Linked DNA regions of Mus musculus: region 2 is linked to region 1. A link is a loop called in an ENCODE intact Hi-C map of the cell type or tissue named here. Cell type or tissue: left cerebral cortex. All regions are shown on one strand. Each heading gives the region's core, and the rest is flanking DNA. Links, peaks and the distances in the headings are about the cores only.

What was found. Hi-C counts contacts between places; a loop is a spot of excess contacts. Peaks named below come from ENCODE experiments on the same cell type or tissue, not always from the same donor. Only the 100,000 strongest peaks of a DNase experiment are listed, where the experiment ranks them.
Region 2: a loop joins it to region 1, with 2.3 times the contacts of the local background. A loop is called at or near these places in 8 of 42 quality-filtered maps.

The regions. Positions count from the first base shown.
Region 1 is chrX:98,146,684-98,152,057 of GRCm38, reverse strand. Ar (androgen receptor) reads right to left here and starts at 3,301. Exons shown (of 8, transcript NM_013476.4): 1 at 724-3,301. The coding sequence starts at 2,276. In left cerebral cortex, for the core only: no CTCF peak of the experiment used is centred there; DNase peaks (open chromatin) are centred at 1,883, 2,106, 2,302, 2,789 and 4 more places; H3K4me3 peaks cover 3,598 bases; H3K27ac peaks cover 1,013 bases.
Region 2 is chrX:98,378,295-98,383,668 of GRCm38, reverse strand. No RefSeq gene overlaps it. Among named protein-coding and RNA genes, the nearest start is that of Ar, 230 kb to the right of the region's middle. In left cerebral cortex, for the core only: a CTCF peak has its summit at 2,928 (motif pointing right); DNase peaks (open chromatin) are centred at 1,783 and 3,251.

The sequences.
Region 1 (5,374 bases), core at 1-5,000:
GTAACCCCATCTACCTGCTCTAAATGTGCCTTGTTGAATTCTCAAGGCTGACCTCTAACCGGAGAGCAAGTCACTGGTGACTTCCTGGGAAAGAAAACTGCGTCTTTCACCCCGAAGTCCCTTAGCAACCAGATGCGGCTTTTCTTTCTAGGAGAATTGAGAATTCTATTATCTCTCTTTGAAGGATGCGGGCCGAAAATCAGGTTTCTGCTTTTATTTCCCTTTTCTTATGCCAAGACCATTCACTTCACGGGTCTGGAAGGTGATTACCAACAGACCCAAAGACAAGAAACTCCCTACATGTCTGATCGTGTTTCCAGAACTTTGAGGAAAAGAATGAAAAACCGTGAAGAGCTTACAGGCGTCATTTCTGAAAATGGCCCATGCAATTGATTTAAGTTTGGAACTCATAGGATTTGAAATATCAGAAAGATCTTAATGGAGGAGTTTAGAAAGCTAGGGGAATTGGAGGGGAATCTCAAAGAGCACGTATTAGCACCCCGGAGCGCAGCAAAGATTCCCTGGGCTTAGGCGGAACATTTCACAAGATGACAGTCCCCACGAGGGCTCCAGATGTAGGACAGACCTTCCTATAGAACTAGTCTGAGCTGACTTAGGATCCTTCCGATTGTTCTATTGGGCGGGAGTCCCTAGATCCCACAAAATGCAAACTGCTTACTCTGTGCCCTTGGTCAAAAGGAGGCATTTTTAGTATAAACTTACCGCATGTCCCCATAAGGTCCGGAGTAGTTCTCCATCCAAGGTCCCATTTCACTTTTGACACAATTGGGACTGGGATAGGGTACTCTGTTCACAACTCCACCAGGATACCACACTTCGGAGGCAGAGTAGTCACTCTCCTGGCTTGTCAGCCCCTGAGGGGGCCGAGTGTAGCCATAGGGGGCTACAGGCCCGGCATCGCTTGGGCTGCTGCTGCCGCCCCCGCCTCCTGGCCCATATAATTGGCCTTCTTCAGCTGTGAAGAGAGTATGCCAGGAAGAAGAGGTGGTGGCTGGGGGCGATCCAGTGCTGGGCCCGGCTACACTCCCTCCATGTAGACTACCCAAGTCCCCATAGCGGCATTGCGCTGCCGCCGCAGCCCAGGCGCTGCCGTAGTCCAATGGGTTCTCCAGCTTGATACGGGCGTGTGGATGGGTAGGGGGCGGGGGGTGCGGCGGCCCGGACAGAGCCAGCGGAAAGTTGTAGTAGTCGCGATTCTGGTATGCTGCTGCCTCGTCTAGTGCTCCAGATTTATACAGAGACAGAGAGGACGGGATCTCAAGTGTCCCAGAGCTACCTGCTTCACTGCTGCCAGAGCACCCCAAGCTCTCACCTTCCAATCCTTTGGCGTAACCTCCCTTGAAAGAGGAATACTCAGCAGTCTCTTCAGTGCTTTTGCCTGGGCCTTCGTCCAGGGGAAGACCTTTGCATTCGGGCAGCGGCGCACAAGGAGTGGGACGCACCGCGGGTGGACCTCCCAGGAGCGACGCGTACATGCAGTCTCCCCGAAGCTGTTCCCCTGGACTCAGATGTTCCAATGCTTCCACACCCAATCCCATGGACACAGACACTGCTTTACACAACTCCTTGGCACTGTCAGATATGGTTGAATTGCCCCCTAGGTAACTATCCTTGGAGGAAGAGGGAGCCCCCGTGGCCTCCCTGGCTCTTGCGCTGCTGCCTTCGGAGATTACCTCCTGCTGCTGTTGGTGCTGTTGGTGCTGCTGTTGGTGCTGCTGCTGTTGTTGCTGCTGCTGAAGAAGTTGCATGGTGCCGGCCTCGTTCAAAATGTCTTTAATGTCGGCGGAGCAGCTGCTTAAGCCTGGGAAAGTGGGGCCCAGCAGGGACAACGTGGATGGGGCAGCTGAGTCATCCTGATCTGGAGGAGCTGGTGGCTGCTGCGGCAGCCCCTTGCCAGGAGCGGTGGCCGCCCCAGGCTCGGGGAGGCAGCTGCTCTCAGGGTGGCCCTCGGAGGCTGCCTGCTGCTGTGAAGGCTGCTGTTCCTCCTCCAGGGCCAGGTAGCCTGTGGGGCCTCTGATGTGGGCTTGAGGAGAACCATCCTCAGTGTGCTGCTGCCGCCGCCGCCGCCGGGGGCTAGTCTCCTGCCTCTGCTGTAAACAGGCGCCGGGAGGTGCTATGTTAGCGGCCTCAGGGTGCCTGGGGCCCGGGTTCTGGATCGCTTCGCGCACGCTCTGGAACAGATTCTGGAACGCTCCTCGATAGGTCTTGGATGGGGGCCGTGGGTAGACCCTTCCCAGCCCTAACTGCACCTCCATCCTTGAGCTTGTCTGTAGCTTCCACCGAATTCCCTTATCCTGCCTCCTCGTCTCTTGCTCTGAAGAGTTCTCCTGACTGATGATGTAGTATCTGCAGCTAGCTGCCCACCTGCGGGAAGCTCCGGGGAAGAAAACTTGCAGGAGGGGGGGTGGGTGGGGGGAGTGCCCAGATAACCTCAAAGTCTCCAGTAAAGGAAGGCACGCGCAAGACAGGATCTGCCCTGCTACTTACACAGTTTGTCTCTAAATACTTGAAGAACAGATTAAAAGATGCTCAAACCTTGACGGGAGGGAAAAGGGGAAATCCTCTGCCTTCCAAATTCAAAGTCCACTGAAGCAGGTGCAAATAAGAACTGGGCTATTTTCTTTTTGTTTTCTTTTAGCTTTTGTTTTGCTTTCGACTACTGAAACCCTAGCTGCCTTTTCATCTTTTCATTTCTAACACCACACACAGGGTGAGGGGCGGGCAGGAGGAGGTGCAGGGGCGAGAACCTGGAACCAGGGACTCTCCTGGGCGTGCTGTTGCTCCTCAGTCTCTGGGCTCCCAAAAGCCTTCCTTGCAATGTGCAACAAGCTCCCCTACTCTCAGCCAAAGGGAGTTTACCTCTGTGCAAACTGGCTGGCAGAGCTGGGGGTGTAGGGGAGAGGGTTGGCCAGAAAGCCTGCCTAGTCAGCTCCTGGAGAGGGGACCCAGGAGGGGGTAAGGGTAGAGGGGAAGAGGACAAAGGCAGCCGTAGTCCTACCGGACACTTTCCTTGCTTCCTCTGAGTCTCCCGCAGCTTTTAGAAACTTCACCGAAGAGGAAAGGGCAGCTCCTGGGCGGCGGCTTCGAAGCCGCCGCTCTGCAACAGGCGTTGGCTGTCGCTGGGCTGGGGCTGGCGTGGTGCGTCCCTTAAGCTTCTGTATGGCACTGGAGTGGCTAGCTCAGTCTTTTCCCCTCTGATGCCCTCTCAGCCTCCAGGTTTGCTCCGGACCCTCTGGTTCTCCCAGCAGGCTGGCTCCTAGGGATCTCCGAGGGGGCGCTGGGAGGTGGAAAGCAAATGCAACAGTTTGTGAGTCGGTCCCGCCCCCGCAGGCCGGCCTCTCTGCCTTCCCACCTCCTTTCTCTCTCCCCTCCCCTCCCCTCCCCTTTCCTTTTCTCCCCTCCCCTCACCGCAAGCTAGCGCAGAGTGGCTTTAGAGAACGTAGTGCTGGCGTAGTATGGTTGAAGGCTGGAATGACTCACTGTAGCCTTTGAAGACCCCTCTTCCCTAAATACCACTTGTTTTTCGGAACCGGGCTTTAGGCTCCAAAGCAGAAGCGATTTTTAACAGACAAGTCTACCGGCTCCCCAGGAGGTTAGCACAGGCAGAATTTCATTCCTGAACCCAATCCCAAAACAGACTCTTGGAGGTTGGAGGAGGAAGAGGCATTAGAAGTACCAGCTACCAATTGCTCTTAGGTATTCCCTCCCCGCTCCCCCCAGGGCCCACCAGGACAAGCAGAAGGGAGAGTCTCCTGACATTAAAGAACAAGCTGCAGTCAAAGCAACTCTTGCTGAAACCTTTGAGATCCTCCTGTAGGATAGCTGGGAATTCCTGACACCAAGCCATTTGATCTGGGAATTCTGGGCCCAAGAAGCCCATGGTGGTCATTTCTACCTTATTCCCAGCCCTTCTTTCTGTTGGGAATTACCTGTAATTTATACGTTTTATTTCTTCAGACATGCACAGGCAAAAATCATCCAGAAAAGTGGGCAAACACAAATGTCAAAAACACTTGTCATGCATACACGAACCTTTGATTTTGTCCAAAGCGTTGTTTGTATAGAATCCTTTAGATGTCTAAATTGTTTGCACTTGAAAACCCTTACCTTTGGTAGAGGAATCACAGAGGGATGATCTTTCTTTTGATGGACAAGTAAGAGTGAATGAAGATGATGTAGGATACTCCCAACTGTAGGGACAAGTATGCAATAGAAAGATGGAGACTAGACCTATACAGAAAATGTCCTTAGAGAAAGGTTGTAGACCCCATCACTTGTAAATGGCTTTAACCTCTGGATCTGTCCCAGCAGGCACATGAGTGCATTTGTTTTGTGAGACTCACGGTGTTCTTATTTGTTTTGGGGGGCATTGTTTTATCTTTCTTTCGAGACAGGGATTTCTTTTGTACCCCAATGATCCTTCTGATTCAGCTTTTCAAATACTGGCGTTGGTGGAGTATGCAATCACACTAGCTATTTCCACATTTACAGGCTTCTACAGTTGGGGGGGGGTGCTTTATCCATTGTACTGAGAGTTTACCTTTATTGAAGGAGTTAACTGAAACCTCAAGGGGGAAAAGAAGTATGCATGATCAACTCTGCTTCACAGATAAAGAAGGGAAGCAAGGACATTGTTGTATTTCCCATATTAGCAGAACATAAACTTTCCAGGTTTTTTTTTTTTTTTTTCTACACTAGCTGTACACTCATCAGATCCACAACTCTTGGAAAACAGCATAAAGTAAACTTTTCTAACAAAATGACCTGAGAGTGCTTCCTCCTTCCCAGGTGAAAAATTATCTGCTGTGAGTAAGGCAGTTGAGGCCTTATTGTGCATTTGTTATTGCTTTTTTCTTAGTTTCACAAACCACTCTTTAGGATTAAAAAAAAAATAGCAAAGTTATTCAAAAGCTGTCCAACTGTAAAATGGGTAATTCTCAGTATTCTAGTGTAGGGTGCTGAAATGTGGATACTTTGAAGACCTTATTTTTTTATTTTTTAAAAGATTTATTTATTATTATATCTAAGTACACTGTAGTTGTCTTCATATGCACCAGAAGAGGGCGTCAGATCTCATTATGGATGGTTGTGAGCCACCATGTGGTTGCTGGGATTTGAACTCCGGACCTTTGGAAGAGCAGTCGGTGCTCTTAACCACTGAGCCATCTCTCTAGTCCCAAAGACCTTATTTTTGAATAGTCATTACAACCTCACATCTACCAAAGCTTTTGAATGATTTAGTCCAAGGGTATTGAATGAAGGGGCAAGGTGGTAGAATAGAATGAATATATGTCTTAGGGCCAGGAGAACTGTTTTTCTGTAGACCAACAGTGAAAGAGAACACTGAAAGGAA
Region 2 (5,374 bases), core at 181-5,180, 230 kb before region 1:
CTGAGGTGCTGTTTAGCTAGTTTTTTGTTTTGTTTGTTTTTGGTTTTTGGTTTTTTTTTTTTTCAAGACAGGGTTTCTCTGTGTAGCCCTGGCTGTCCTGGCACTCACTTTGTAGACCAGGCTGGCCTTGAACTCAGAAATCCTCCTGCCTCCGCCTCCCGAGTGCGGGGAGCTAGTATTTTTTTGATTGGGTACAGTGGTGGAAAGAAATTTTTGGTATTTCAAGACAAGGTTTCTCCGTGTAGCCAAGGCTGTCCTGGAACTCACTCTGTAGACCATGCTGGCCTCAAACTTAGAGATTTGCCTGCCTCTGCCTTCCGAGTGCTGGGATTACAGGCCTGTGCTACCACTGCCTGGGCATAAATGTATTTCTTAACATTTATTTTCAGAATTGGTATACTGTCATTTATCTAGACTTCTAAGGTTTGAATATGGTTTGTTCTTTCCAAAACTCATATTGAGGCATAATACCCTAAGGCAACGATGTTGATAGGTGACAGGACCTTTAAAGAGGCAAATAGACTATGAGTTGTTTTCACTTGCAAATTCATTGACGCACTTCCTCTTAAAGTGGAATGGTTGTCCTTGTAATGGGTTGCTTTAAAAGAGAGTATGGTCCCCTTCCATTATCCTCTCACATGTGGGCCTCTCTTCCTCTACTTCCTTCCCTTTGAACACACTAACTTGGCTTTTCACTCTTCTATCACGAGACAATAACCAGAAGCTGAACAGATGCTGGTCCATGCTCTTGAACTTTTAGAACCGTGAGATAAAAGCAAGGGTCTTTCCTTTTTAAATTGCTTACTCACAGGTAGACTTTTATTGCAACAAAAAGTAACCCAAAATGGCAACTTTTAATTGATTCTAGGAAAATCATGCAGCAAAGCCTTGCCTTGAAATGGAAGGGCACTACAAGGACACATGCCAACTGGCATGGATAAAGGGAAGGATTAAAACTTGTGACAATACAAGTGGTTTATTACATTTGGATCTGGAGAAGGAGACAGCAAAGCGGAAGAGGTGAAATGGGTTATTCAAAATGATTAAGAAGCTGAAATAAAAGGCCATTGTGACTGGATCCTTGTGAGTGGAGAGGGAGACTGGTTTGATATGACTCTGGTAGGAAAAAACCACATAAGTTTTCAAGTATAATGTTAAAGGTTAGAGTGTTTTATCCTGTGTTATGAGAAGGCACTGCAGAATTATGAACATGGGAGGAAAAGGTCTCCAGTTTTATTACAGCTAGATAGGAAAGCAGTGCAATTCATAGGTGAGCCTTATAGAGCCTGGGGACCAAGGGGATGTGTTTAGTATATCTTGGTAAGCATAAGGCAAAATTTCTTACCCTTTAGTATTGTTGAAATTTGGGGTGAGATCATTATTTGTTGTGAGGCTAGTCCCCTGCATTGTACAATATTTCATTACATCTCTGGCTTCTACCTACCAGATGTAAGTAGTATTATTCTCTTCAAATTGCAATACAAATAAAAAGGTTTGTGAAAACAGTTAAGTGTGTCCTGAATCCAAAATGACTGCTTGTTTGGAACAAGTTATATGAAGTGCCATGTTTCTCAGAGTACTTGATATTCCCTGTTATGCAGTTTCCTCTTATTTTGTGGCACTAGAATGCCAAACTTTAGCTGATGGCATAGAATTCTAACATTTAGCAATAATACTAAGTTTTGACCTGTGAAGTTTAAGTGGAAATGTGATATGAGATTTGTGAGAATATTTCTTAAAATATATAGGGTATGTGTGGTTTTGGCTTCCTACATATTCCTTCCTGAATCTGTAAGTCATGTCAGGACTCTAACAGTCATCTGAATCCATGAAGATCTGGCACAAGAATAACTGAACAGAAATGAGGAGTGACTCTGAGTCTCAAGACATTTTTTTGAAGATACCATGCCATACTGCCTTGTCTGCCTCTACATTCCTGTACCAAATTAAGGATCATATACAGGTTATCTTGTTTTGTTTTGTTTTGTTTTACCCTGCTATATACTAGGTCCAACTGCTAAATACTATGGCACAATTCTTACTCATGAATTATGAGAGAAAGTCCTTTGAAGAGCTTCTGAGATTTCACTTTACCTAAAAATAGGATGAAAAGCAACAATTTCTCTGTCAGGCTTTGAGTATCGTGGTATGAACATTTGATGCTTGGCACCCTTGTACTCACCTGTTGGCATGCTAATGAGATTTAACTTCAATCCTTGCTATCTATTGAGTCACTGATTCGAGCAACACCAGAATGTACCATCTTCAGAATATTTGTGAAAGAGAAGGATTTTTAAAAATCACAAGTTAGTTAATTTTATTTAAGTTGCTGCCATTTGAGTCTTAAGGGCTTCAAGATGATGCAAATAGGTTATGAAGGGAAACTGCTAAGTTAGGTTACATTAAATGTGGGGAAAAAAACTGAGTTGCCTAGGTATTTGGTGCTCAGGAGGCAGTTCAATATGTAGGAATGAAAACAAAACAAGATATGGGTTTGTCTTAGGCACTGAAGAAAGAGGCCTTTTTAAAGAAAATGTACCAAGAGGTCTTGATAGTCACTGTAAAATGCCACTGTCATAATGGTTAATATTTCAGTAATTCCCATATATGGTGTTCTCTTCCAAGGTTATAGGTAAAGAATAATAGGAATCTGCAAAAGAGGAGACATGAACCTCATTAGAATCAGTAATAATGCCTCCAAGAAGAAACCTTAGAGTTTGCTCAGTATAATCTCAGAAAATGCTGATAATGCTGTCAATCCTCTTTGCTTCCCACATCCCACATTCTGAGCTTTCCTTATAGTAGTAGCTCCAGCAAAAAATCCATTCCCCTTAAGGGACTTCCCTTGGATGTGTTAATCAGCTCATCCTTGTTCTTATAATTCTATTAAACCCAATGGTCTATAACTAAGTTCCTATATATGCTTACAGCCACCAGAGGACAGTACGGTCTAGACAAGCCTTGCCAGCCAGCAATTCAAGCCAGTCCTCCTGGAATCATTTATTGCCTGGATCAGAGGCCCACCTGCCACTGTCTTTAATTTTAGTCTGGGCACGAGAGGCAGTAGAAAGGAACCTCACAGGCACTGGGTTTTAAAGTAAACTGTAATGCCTTGTTTTTGTTTTCATTGCTCAGTTTCAGGCTTTGTGGGGTAGCAAGAACTCCTCATGGTCTCAGAGACATGGATTAAAGCCAAAAGTAGCTGGGAGCACAGGCCAAGGGATATATTTGGAAGGTGGATTCCAACTCCTCTTCCTCCGGAAGGGGCAGGCGGGCCTTGGCCTTATGCCCAGATCGCAGAACCGTAGACTCAGAGCTGAAAGAATCCTTAGCACAACAAGCAGAAATCTTTAGTTTACTGGCCCGTGACTGCCCTAAAATTATATGCTGAATTGTGGTGTCTGCATCCAAAGATTTCATCAGAGTCTCAGAAGTCTGAGATGCCACAAAAGGTTAAGAAGAACCCAATACTTTAAGTCACAGATGAGGCCCTAAGAAGGGAGAGACGTGCCCAAGGTCAGTTATTCAGGAGTAGAGCTGGACTAAAAATCAAGTAGACATGCTACACTACAAAACATAATTCTTAAAATGTTTGCGTTCAAACTGGAGAGTAAGGACCCAGGGTTATGTCAGAGGTAAGCTGGAGCTGGATATAGTGTCTTCCAGAGGCTCGCTCTCCTCGCCCCCTTCTTTCCCTCCTCTCTGTTTTTGTCTCTCTTTGTGTGTGCATGTGTGTACTTATGTGTGTGCATGTGAGTGTGCATATATGTGTGTGTGTGTGTGTGTGTGTGTGTGTGTGTGTGTGTAGGTGCCTGTGTTTATGTAGATAGTAAGATGGGTTGGATGTTTTGGAGAAGTTCTTAGAGTGCTTTCCCTATGATTGTATCTGCTTACTTCTTTTTTTCACTGTGATCACTAAGTTTCCTTGGAATCTACCTCCATATGCCACAACAAAGTTTAACTGTTAATTGGGCACAATCTTCATAACTCCTCTCTTATTTGGGCTTATAAAAATGGGCCTTGGTCATACTCAATGCTGGGCTATGACAGAATTAGAATAATAATTATTATAGTAAAAAATAATTAGAGAATATTACAGTATTTTCTAACTATCCCAATTTTGTTATTAGATTAGTGGCCAATAGAATGCCAGAAAGAGAAGAATCTTAGAAAATGCATACATCCAATTCCTTGACTATACAAATGAAGCTCTATGTCCTTCCAAAGGAAGCAATGTCCCATAGAATGTATGGAACTATAGCTATACCCACTATTATATGAATACTATTTTTTCTACCACATTGGCTGTATGTCTTAGCTAGGGTTTTATTGCTGTGAACAGAAACCATGACCAAGACAATTCTTATAAAGGACAACATTTAATTGGGGCTGGCTTACAGTTTCAGAGCTTCAGCCTTAATTATCATTAAGGCAGGATCATTGGCAACATTCAGATAAGCATGGTGAAGGAGGAGCTGAGAGTTCTACATCTTCATCTGAAGGCTGCTAGCAGAATATTGGCTTTCAGATAGCTAGGATGAGGGTCTTAAAGCTCATGCCCACAGTGACACACATACTCCAACAGGGCCATAACTTCTAATAGTGCCACACCCTGGGCCAAGTATACATAAACCATCATACTATATTAATGCTTTTTGTGTTGTTTTGAAAAAAATTGATAAAACTAACTTAAAGAAAAAATGGTTTATCTTGACTCACAGTTTGAGGGTATAGTCTAACATGATGGAGAATATGTCAAAGTGACTACAACTGTAGTGATGGTGACAGGAATGTGAGGGAACTCTTCAATCATTGTGTCCCTTATCAGGAAGCAGAGAGAGAGAGAGAGAGAGAGAGAGAGAGAGAGAGAGAGAGAGAGAAATGTTAGTACTCAGCTTACTTTCTGTTTTTTTGTTCAATGGGAGACATCAGTCAGTTCCTTGAATGAAATTACCTGCAATTGGGCTGGATCGTTCACTTCAGTTAACCTAATCTAGAAGCTCCCTCACAGACCTGCCAGAGGTTTATTTCCACAGTGATTCTAAATCACATCAAGTCAACAATAAAGAGGCATTGTTCTGAATGTCTTTTGCTTGGACTGGAAAGGTTCAGGAAGACTTATTTTAAAACTCTATCTTGCAGGTGAAAGATTTCTGCTAACAGGTTGCTTACAGTTCACTCTAACAGCCTTTCTTTTTTTCCATTTTTTATTAGGTATTTAGCTCATTTACATTTCCAATGCTATACCAAAAGTCCCCCATACCCACCCACCCCCACTCCCCTACCCACCCACTCCCCCTTTTTGGCCCTGGCGTTCCCCTGTACTGGGACATATAAAGTTTGCGTGTCCAATGGGCCTCTCTTTCCAGTGATG